2 separate regions of the Homo sapiens genome follow, and region 1 is linked to region 2. A link is a loop called in an ENCODE intact Hi-C map of the cell type or tissue named here. Cell type or tissue: GM12878. All regions are shown on one strand. Links, peaks and the distances in the headings refer to the core of each region. The heading gives the core; the rest is flanking DNA.

Region 1 (5,391 bases), core at 333-5,332, 56 kb after region 2:
CATGCTAAATTCTGGAGGCAAGGCTCTAGTCCCACAGTCACAAGCACTCACTGTTCCACCAACAACTCTTTCCCATCGCTTTGCTCAGGCCACCCTTGCCATGTAATCCAAAAAGCTGGCTGCATCAAGACGAAAGGAAGTTTTCAGTAAGCTTCAGCCACCAAATGAACTGTGGTTTTGTCTGTGGCCTGGATGAAATGGATAAAGGTGCAATTAGTTCAATTCTCCTCTGAAAGGCAGAGTTTATGGGAAGTAAGAAGCAGGGGCAGTCGTTAAGCAAATATAAACTGACCGCGTTCTGTTGAGCAGGCACTGTGGGGAACATGAACCGTATCATAGGAGGAGACGAAGAATAAAAGACACAGTTCAGAAAGCAGTTGCCCTGAGAGGGGATAATTTTATTGACCTAAATTTTTCTTAAGGAGGCTTTTGTATTTTTTTGGGTGAAAAGGTCGGATAAGACATTTAGGATTAGTGGAAAGGCATCAAGAACAAGCCTAACCTTCCATTATGGGAAGACCAGGCAATGTATTTGTCATTGAAGGGGGAGAAAAAGAGCAGTGCAAACAGAAATAGGAGAGGGAAGTTAGAAGGCAGAGGGAAGACAGAGGCATCTTGAAGAGCTGTAATTGTGTTGCTTACTCCCATTCTTCTATAAGGTGGCTAAATTCAACAATGCCTGGAGTGAGGGGAGGTTTTGTAGAAAGCAGTGAAGTGTCTGGGTTTCTGGACCAGCAGACTTTAAATGATCTAGAGACCACACCTACCCAGTAGGCCAGAGGAGATGGGAGGTAAAGGAGCCTCAGGCAAGCTTGGCTTTTGTGGAGGCCATGAGATGGGGTTTGGCCGAAATTAACCCAGATCTCCAATGAATCAAGAGGGTTCAGCAAACACCCTAGCAGCATCTAGATACTCTCCGACTCAGGGAGATGTTTAAGGGCAGACACCCACATCCCAGTGTCCATCCCTGTGGCCCCATTTTCAAACCGGGTCTAGAATCTTCCTCATCAATCATATACCCAAATCTAAGCTAATGAACAATTTTAAGCAGTGGCTGAGGCTCAGAAATAACATGTAGAAGGGCAGGCCCATGGAGATCATCCAGCATCTCTTCTTCTGCATAATCTTCCAGGGTGATTTCATTCACTCTCTTGGTGTCAGATCTCGTCTGTAGTCTGGAGAATCTTTAGCCCAGATCCCCCCTTAAGAGCTGTTGTGTGTAGCAGCCACTAGCCACATGTGGCTATTGAGCACTAGAAATGCAGCTAGTATGACTGAGCAACTGCATTTTAAAAATTGTATTTCATTTTCATTTATTTTGATTTTTTAAAAATTATACTCAATTTAATTATTGGAACACCTTTAATAATGTTTGGAACAATTTAGGTATGTAAATCTACTTTTAAAAAATTTTTCATTTTGATTTTTGTGGGTACATAGTAGGTGTATAAATTTATGGGGTACATGAGATGTTTTGATAAGGCATGCAATGTGAACTAATCACATCATGTGAACTAATCACATCACGTGAAATAATCACATCATGTAAAATGGGGTATCTACTCCCTTAAGCATTTATCCTTTGTGTTACAAACAATCCAAATCTACTTTTACAACTATCAATTTTTCATACGAATGAAAACTTAACATCCAAATTGAGAGGCTCTGTAAATGTAAAATATAAATTGGATTTAGATGATTTAGTATCAAAATGTCTAGTTTTCATTAATAATTTTATATTGATTAAATGCTGACATATTATTTTGGATATATTGAGTTAAATTAAAACAGTATTAACATTAATTTCACCTGTTTCTTTTTATTTGTCTTGATGTGGCTACTAGAACACTTAGAACTCCATACATGGCTCACATCATATTCCACTGGACAGCACTGCTCTGGAACCATATGGCCACATCCCCCCTTAGGTTATTCACAAGTACCTCAAACTAACATATGCAAATTATCATATGCAAAATTACATTATCTGTTGTCTCCCATCTCACCCCCAACCTCTTCCTCCTCTAGAATTCCTTAAATGCCTTCATTCATCAGATTACATTGGAAAATAATCTGAGAGTTATTCTTGATGCTTCAAAGTCAGTACCACCTTCAGTAGCATGTAGCTTATGCACTCCATAAGGGCAAGGGCAGTATCTGTCCATCTGTCTACACTTAGCCAAATGCAGCGTGTGGTAAGACCTCAATAAAGACTTTCTAAAAGAACGAATGAGCAAACAAGTGAAGGGGTGACTCATCTCTGGCATTGCTGAGAAGACAAAGCACGCATAGCACAGTTAAGCAGAAAAGAGACATTCCAGTGTGCTCCCTAGAACAGCTGGCCTTGAGGAAGAAAGTCAAAGTCCCGCCTACAAAGCCACAGAGCAGTGACATGAAAACTGAGGCTCCAGCAGCCCCTCTATACAGGGGGGTCTGGAGATAACCAAAGCAATCAGGGCCTTCCCTATGAATTAAGGACATTTGGAGGCGGGTGGGGGAGTTAGCTTCCTGGAACCACACCCTACTCAGCTTTACAACGTGGCCTCTTTGCTGTAAAAGCTGGAAGGGGAATTACAGAGACAACAAATCTAGGTCAGCAAGAATCATGGACAGACTAAGTAGGGAGTGGACAGCCTCCCTGAGTGCCAATTAAACTAGAGCAATGACCAGTTAACAAGTACAACTAAAGAATAGGCTGAAAAAAGTCAGGCTTGTTCCAGAAAGTCTAGCGGCCTAAACACCATCCCAGAGCAATAATAGCAGTGGGAATAGCCATTGACATCAATTTATACAGCACATACGATGTACCAGGAGCTACTTTAAATACTCCTTTCTTCTCACACTCTCTCTCTGTATGTATACATGTATATGGTGTGTGTATATGTGTGTGTGTGTGCTAGCTTCAGTCTTCATAGCAACCCTATACAGTTGTTATCATTATCATTCCCATTTCACAGATGACCTAAAAGAGATGTGGCTCTGGGATTCAAACCCAGGCCATCAGTTACAAAGTCTTCATTTGTAACTATCACGCCATTCTGTCAACCACAGATCAGGGAAAGGAGGGATCAAATCCTAATTTCTGGAACACCAGGTAAGATTGTGGTCCATCTGCTCAGTGTTCTGATGAGTTTATCCAAGGAGCATATTTGGGACTAAGAGAAGAAATAGGCATTATTCTCTTCTCTGACACTAGCCACGTTCATTCACTTCTGCATTAAACGTGTATATTTTTTAAGCTCTCTCTTACCTGTGTTTCTATTTATCCTAGTCTCTTCTTGAGACAAGGACTTCTCTTCTACTCTTCGCTACTACTGCAAGATTGGAAGATCTTAAGGAAAACTGGTGTATTTGGAGGGCAGAGATTCTGCATTAATGGAGAGTTAGGTTGGCTCTGCTATTTCTGCCTCCTTGTGCCTTAAACTGAGGAATGGATCCAGCTAAGCACAACTTTGTAAAAGAGCATGGAGCAGGGCCCTCAATCAACGAAGCTGGGGGGCAAGAGGAAAGTAGGGACACGGGGAGCTAACATTGTGTGATGATATTTGCAGTGGTTTTAGACAAACTAAATAACACCAAAAAAAGAGGAAACGATACAACTTCTGACAATGTCACTATCCTCACATTAACTTTTTTGGAAAGAGAGACATAGAAGGGAATGATACAGAAGAGAATGATAGACTTACTCTGTTTTGCTCATCACATAAACACAAGAATAAGGGTGGGAGATTGTTTAAGGAAGGAAGATTGCAAGTCAAAAAGGGGGAAATTTTTCTAGCCATAAAAACGCGTCAAAATTGAATCATCTCTTTTGTATGGTTTTGAACTCCAGTTTGGGGAAGAGACCTCAACCAAAGACTATTGACCACTGGAATTTGAGTTTGAGATTGATGACCATTTAATCCCAACTCTAAGATTTTATGCCCTGAATGTTACCAATATATTTTCTATTAAGATATAACTTATACAACATGAAAGTTACCATTTTAAAGCGTACAATTCAATTATGTATAGTATATTTGTAGAGTCATACAAACATCACCATTTTCCAATCCCAGAATATTTTTATGAAGCCAAAAAGAAGCTTTATATATTAGCAGTCACTCCTAATTCCTCCTCCCTCAATTCCTGGCAACCATTAATCTACTCCTTGTCTCTATGGATTTGCCTATTCTAGACATTTAAGTCATATAATATGAGGTCTTTTTTGTCTGGCTTCTTTCACATAGCATAAGACTTTCACGATTCACTCATGTAGTAGCATGAATCAGTATTTCATTCATTTTTACGGCTGAATAATTTTCCATCATACGGATATACCATATTTGGTATATCCATTCATTTGGTAGTGGATATTTGGGTTGTTTCATTTTTTAGCTGTTATGAATAATCCCACTATAAACATTTATGTACAAGTTTTTGTGTGAACATGTGTTTTCATTTCTCTGTGGTATACACCTAGGAGTGGAATTGCTTACTTGCACAATAACTCAATTTTTTAACTTTCTGAGGAGCTGCCAAACTGTTTTCCAAAGCAGCTGTACCATTTTACATTCCCACCAGCAATGTATGAGGGTTCCCACTTCTCCACATCTTAGCTAACAGTCAGTATTGTCTGTTTTATTACAGCCATCCCAGTAGATGTGAAGTGGTATTTCCTTGTGGTTTTGATTTGCATTTTCCTAATGACTAATGATGTTGAGCATCTTTCCATATGCTTATGGACCATTTGTATACCTTCTTTGGAGAACTGTCTATTTAGATTTTTGTCCATTTTTAATTGGGTTGTCCTTTTATTATTGAGTTGTAAAAGTCCTTTATATATTCTGGATGATCAATATATCTGACTTTCACTATAAGTGAATAAATTTGAAACCTGGGTAAATTATCTTTCTAGGGGAAAAAATAGGAAACTTGAAATTATTTAAGAGAACCTAATATGAATAACCAAAGAAGAGATTATGAACATTTATAAAGAGCTATTTCCCTGTTCTCCCTAAGCCCCTCTTATCCTACCCTACCTAAAATTCCAAAAAGCACCAAAGCCAGTTGGTTTCAAGGGTGAATTTTTCAAATCTTCAAGGAAGAGATTTTTCCTTTGCTATATAACATGTTCCAGAGTCTAAAGAAAGGATATTTCTTAACTTTTTATGAAGGCAACATAAAACTTCACCAAAACCTGAGAAAAAAAATAGCCCAAGAAAAAATTATAGAACAACCTTACTTATATATGTTGACATGAAAAGCTCATAAATTAAATATCAATAAATGAAATTTGTCAGTACAGTAAATGAATACTACAGGGGAATAACCTTTGGAAATCGTAAGATGATTGAATAATGAGGATTCAGTATAATTAACAATGCATGTGAATAAAAAACTCAATATTCA
Region 2 (5,391 bases), core at 193-5,192:
GCATAACTGGTTGGAAACTGAATGTCCAATAGGGACAGAGCCTTGAGCTCTTCTCCCACCACTATATCCAGAAAAAGTTACCCAACAGTAGCTACTTCTGCCTGACTACACAATGCATGCTTCCCTTGAAAGGGATATGTTGATTTTGATGCATCTGGAAAGAGTTAGGAAGAGAAAAATGGATCATCTCTGTTTCTTTTCAGATTTGACCACTTGTTGAAATGAAAACTCTGTTTATTTCATGTGCGTCTCACTCACTTTTAGGCAAGGTCATGGAAGAAGTGAAAGCACAATGCAGAGGTCTTCCAAGTCTATCCCAGGTTATTTTAACACAAATACTGATAATAATTTTTCACTTAAGGGGAAATATCTTGGACAAATGCTAACCTGGATAGATAACAGGACAAAAGATGTAGAGCTGAATGTCCCAGACAAACTAGTACATACAGTTGATATGGTCACTCTACCTTTGTACCCCTTCCCAATTAATGCCTTAGAGGTTTCTGCATGAAAATCAAAAAGTGTATCTATCATCCAGGCATTCCAAATGGGATCTTTTTTGCACACAGCATCTGCTATGTCCTGATGAAAACTCAGTTGCTTCACGAGGGCTTTGCTAGTCATTCTCTGTCCTCTTCCTGTGATCTTTTAGATTCCAAGTGGATAGCGGAGGACACAGCACAAACTGGACAAACTGGCTAAAATTACCCAGAGCCCTCTAGTGTGGAAAAATACAGCAGAGAGGGCGAAAAAATCATTTTTAACACTCAAAAAGCAAGGGGGTGCTGGGTGTGATGGCAGGGGTGTGGGTGGGGGCCATGGTGGTCCTGAGCATAGGATCTCAGTTATGCTGCTTTAATCCCCACCTATATTCCTAATGCACTTTGGGATTCCACTGGCAAAGCTACCATTGACCTGTACACCAAATCTTAATTTTAAAGACAAGGAGATACACTCCCTGCATGTAATCCCCAAAGCTCAAAACAGCTAGTTTTAGAACAAATTAATAAAATTCAGCTTTCCACCCCAGATGGCAAACCCCAGTATTATTTATTTCAAGAGCTAGTTGAGACTGAAAAGATAAACAGGCTGAAGAAAGAGAAATAAAGCAAACAGGCAGTTTTGTTATAGTTTACATCTGCAATTCTATCCCTGAAATATCTCTTCTAGCAGCTTTCCAAGATAGATTATTGTCTGCACTTAATCAAGACATTTCTTTTTTTTTTTTTAAACTGTCACCAGGAAACTAAGACATTACACCAAATCATTCATTTACCTATTCATTCACTCTCAAATGTTCATTCAACACACATTTGTCAAACACTTTCAGAAACAAATGCTACCTCAGGTTCCACAAAGCCACAGTACTTCCCAGAAGAAGAAAACAAAATTTGTTAAGGTTGTGGGGTGTTTCTTAGATACAGTCGTGGGGATATTCACAATATTTAACAATCATTGCAGCATGGGCTCCAGTCAATCAGAATGACAGCCCTGCCACATAACCAATAAGGAAGGATAAAGCTTATGGATACAATGTGGCCACTGAAACAGCCCTGGAGCAAACCCAATTCCTGAGAATGGTAAAGACAGATCTTAGTGAATAACACTTCTAAATGCTGTGAAAGCAAAAGTAGGTTGAGCCTTAGTGTCAAAGTTATCATGCCTTATTTTCAAAAGAACCAAAAGGAAAAACTGTTTAGAATAGACACATCTCCCTTCATTTCCTTGTGTCAATTCGAGGTGAAAACTTGAGAAGTTAGTGGATGCCACTTATATATAAACATGGTACATGTCCCTTCCTTTTATAATCTCTAATTATCACGACTTTGTCAGTAAATATTACTTAACCCGTCATGCAGATGACAAAGTAGTCCTAAGAGTTTCTGTGTTTTGCTCAGGTCTCACATCTAGATAATGATGGTGGGTTTCAAAATCAGATCTACCTACCTTACTCAGAACATCTCGCGCTTCATTCTAATTTCCTTATGGGAACTAACTTCTCCCACATTCAGCTCACTCTTAGGAGGAGTATGAAATTGGCCAGCCCGCCCCTACTCAAGGAGTAAACCTATGATCCAAGCAAGGTTTAATGAATTGCAAAAATGGCCACCATTCTTCTCCACCACTGCCCCACATCTATTCCACTTTGCAACATGAATCTGGCAGCTCCTCTCATCAAGAGGTGGGGTTCCCACTCTTTAAATCTGGGCTGGCCTTGTAACTTGCTTTCGCCAATAGAATATAGCAGAAGTGACATTGTGAAGGTTCTGAGCATGGGCCTCATGAGACCTTGCACACTTCTACACCCCTCTTGGATCCCTGCTCACTTGCTGTGTGAACAAGTCCTTGCTCACCTGATGGAAGTTGAGAGACCACATGGAGCAAAAACAAACCATCCATTTGGGCCGTCTTAGATGGACCAGCCTTCACTGACCTGGCAGGGGATGGCAGATGCATGAGTGAACCTGGCTTGATCTGGCCCAGATCTGTAGAAAACTTCAGCTAAGTCCAGCCCAAATTTTCGACCTACAAAACCATGAGCTATTAAAAGGTAGTGGTATTAAGCCACAAAGTTTTTTTACATAGCAAAATTTAACCAAAAGGCAAGAATAGAAAATACTTATGATAAATCTCAGAGGCAGCCCGCGACAAGATTTTTAAGTACCTCTTGCTTCCTGGATTCCTGGATCTTCCCTAATTCTTGCCCTCTCTGAGCCTGGTTCTCTAACAGCATTTTTCATACCATGAGCCACCTGTGTCCTCATGACAAATTCCTTTGGCTTAAGTTTGTCAGAGTTTCTGTCAACCAAAAAAACCTCTAAACTCTAACTAATCTTAAAGGCTTTGGTGCAAACTCTACATTTTGCTGCTGAAAAACTAACAGGCAGAGGCCAGGACCAGAATCTAGACAACCTCACATAGAGAACAGGATCATTATCATCAAACAAGGCCATCACCCTAGTCATGACATAAACCAATCCAGTATTAATAAAGTAAGGCTAGCTGCTATGAAAAGCAATCCCTAAATCTCAGGGACTTGACATGATAATGCTTTAATTACCATGCCTGTCACTGGCCAGTAATGGACTTTTCTGGTGGGGTAGGCTTCCATGTGATCATCCAGGGTCTTGGGCACCTTCCGATTGTGAGTCTGTCCTCTCTTAGGTCTTAGGGACCCTCATCATTCAGTCAGATGGGAAAGGAGATGGCACATGAGAGGGCTTTATAAGCCAGTCCTGGAAGTACCACCCATCACTTTTGCACACCTTGCATTGCACAGACCTCAGGCACATGACCACATCAAGCTATCAGAGAAATATGGTCTAGTAATATAAACCCAAGGATGAAGTAAGAGCAAAAATAGGGTCAGATCTTTCCCACAGACTCTTAGCTGATTTTATTATACAGAATTGTATTATTGAAATTAAGCTTTTTGCATTAGAATACCCAGAAACTGAAATTCTTACATTCACTGAAACTCGCTAAAGGGAAAGCTCTGTTAGAGACAGGAAACCCGGCTCAGAGGACACCATTGTCCCGCCACAGTATTCTTTACTATTTTCATTCCTTCCACAAAATAAGCCTGAGATTTGGGGGCAGGGATTCTACAAGCAATCATTTGCTTTCCTTTGTCTGATGAATAGCAACTACAGCAGTTTATTAACCACTAGATTACTCTTAAGATTTTGGCATATCCTCAGAATCATGCAGACACAGTTAGGGAAAAAAATATTTCTCTCTTTCTCCCCTCCCCAGTGGATTTCTTTTCCCCTTCCAATTTCATAAGAAAGTCCCCAGGAAAAATATACTTATAACAGTATCAAATTAATGGATGGATTGAGCTTACATTTTTCTTTTCCCATGATGCATTCTAAATACCAAAAAAAAAGACTAGACAGACAGTGGGACCCATCCCTCCACATTCCAAGACATGCTCCAGTTACCCAGTCATTACAGAGCACTGCCAGGAGGCAGAGGCTATGATTTAACTAGAATTCAGCTATTTTCAATATATTCTAGTTACTTAGTTGATACTGAAGGCTATGATCAGTTTGTAGCCAATGAGCTTTTCTAAAGAAACTGCACAGTGGCATCTGACTTGCTGTAAGTTGTACCAATTTGCACCACAGAGCGTGCCTCTGAACAGCTGAGATTACAAAACAAAGCCTTGGAATTCATATGCCTTCATTCACTGTTTTCACATTTCTCTGTTCCAAAATGTTTGGCTAGTGTTTCTGCCTCCCTCCACCCTCAGCTCTTTCTTAAGGACAGAGAAGAAATCTAATTCTCATGAAACAATTGGTTTTTAAAGTATGCTAAGTATTTGGAGATTTATTAGAAACAGTTTTAGTTCCTCATTACTCTAGAGCAAATTATTATTGATTTACAACAGATAGCTCATCTGATATCCTTCAGGCAGTCATAAAAAATAGTCAGAACATTAAAAATGGTTGATGTCTTTCTGGCAAAAGCAGCTAAACTCAGCCAATGACAGCCCCTTCCAACTGAAGGAAAAATAGCCCATTCTCACTGTGTGTTCTGTTCACTTTTGTGTAAGTATTCCAAAGAACCTGAATTCATATGCATTTATTTTCATATTAAACTCTTTTATCAGAAAGATCTCTTCTAGATACCCCATTCACACCAGAATGATTTTCAAAGTCAGAAAGAACATTTGCTAGGATTACCATGTACTTAAAGCTGGGCATGTTTTATTATAGAGCATTTAGAGTAAGGGTTTTTATTATCATTAAGCAATCCCACTAACAACAGGTCAAAGTTTTGCTGTGAACATGCTATCTAAGAGCATCAGCTCCTTAACAGACTGCCAAGTTTATGTCCTGGCTCCATCCCTGGAGCAACTCTCCTACCTTAGCAAGCAAGCCTCAGCCTTCTCCCCTGCAAAACGGAGCTATCAAGAGCATCCATTTCAATGGTAATTGATTTAGGGGAGGATTTTAATTTTATCACAGCACCAGGCATATAGAAGATTCTCTATTGATATAAGCTACTGGCATGGGACCAAGGCTATTAATAGATGACTAGTAGCAGATTTGCCCACTACCTGCCAGCTAAGAGGATTACACTTTGCCAGCTTAGTTTCTTCTTCTCCTCTGGTTTCCCCAGAAGGGTCTGGACTAACCAGACTAGATCTTTGGGGCTTATGTATTGCAGAATAAACATAAACAAAGCAGAGGAAAAAAAACCAAAAAGAAGCGTACAGGCCAAGGCAGATTTAGGAACTTTAAGAGGTCCTGAGGAGAAAGGATCTGGTCTGGTATGTGAGGAAATTTGTTGAAGTTGGTTGAAAGGAAAAAGGAGATTTGTAGTTATGTTCTCATAGTATTTTTTTTTATTCTTCATGGAATTCAAGAAATGTAAGTAAAGAAC

Evidence for each region. Peaks named below come from ENCODE experiments on the same cell type or tissue, not always from the same donor. Only the 100,000 strongest peaks of a DNase experiment are listed, where the experiment ranks them.
Region 1: a loop joins it to region 2, with 3 times the contacts of the local background. A loop is called at or near these places in 3 of 110 quality-filtered maps.

The regions. Positions count from the first base shown.
Region 1 is chr20:10,846,120-10,851,510 of GRCh38, reverse strand. No RefSeq gene overlaps it. Among named protein-coding and RNA genes, the nearest start is that of LINC01752, 96 kb to the right of the region's middle. In GM12878, for the core only: no CTCF peak of the experiment used is centred there; a DNase peak (open chromatin) is centred at 2,210.
Region 2 is chr20:10,901,783-10,907,173 of GRCh38, reverse strand. All of the region lies in intron 1 of LOC101929413 (a long non-coding RNA gene), which reads left to right. Among named protein-coding and RNA genes, the nearest start is that of LINC02871, 120 kb to the left of the region's middle. In GM12878, for the core only: no CTCF peak of the experiment used is centred there; no DNase peak of the experiment used is centred there.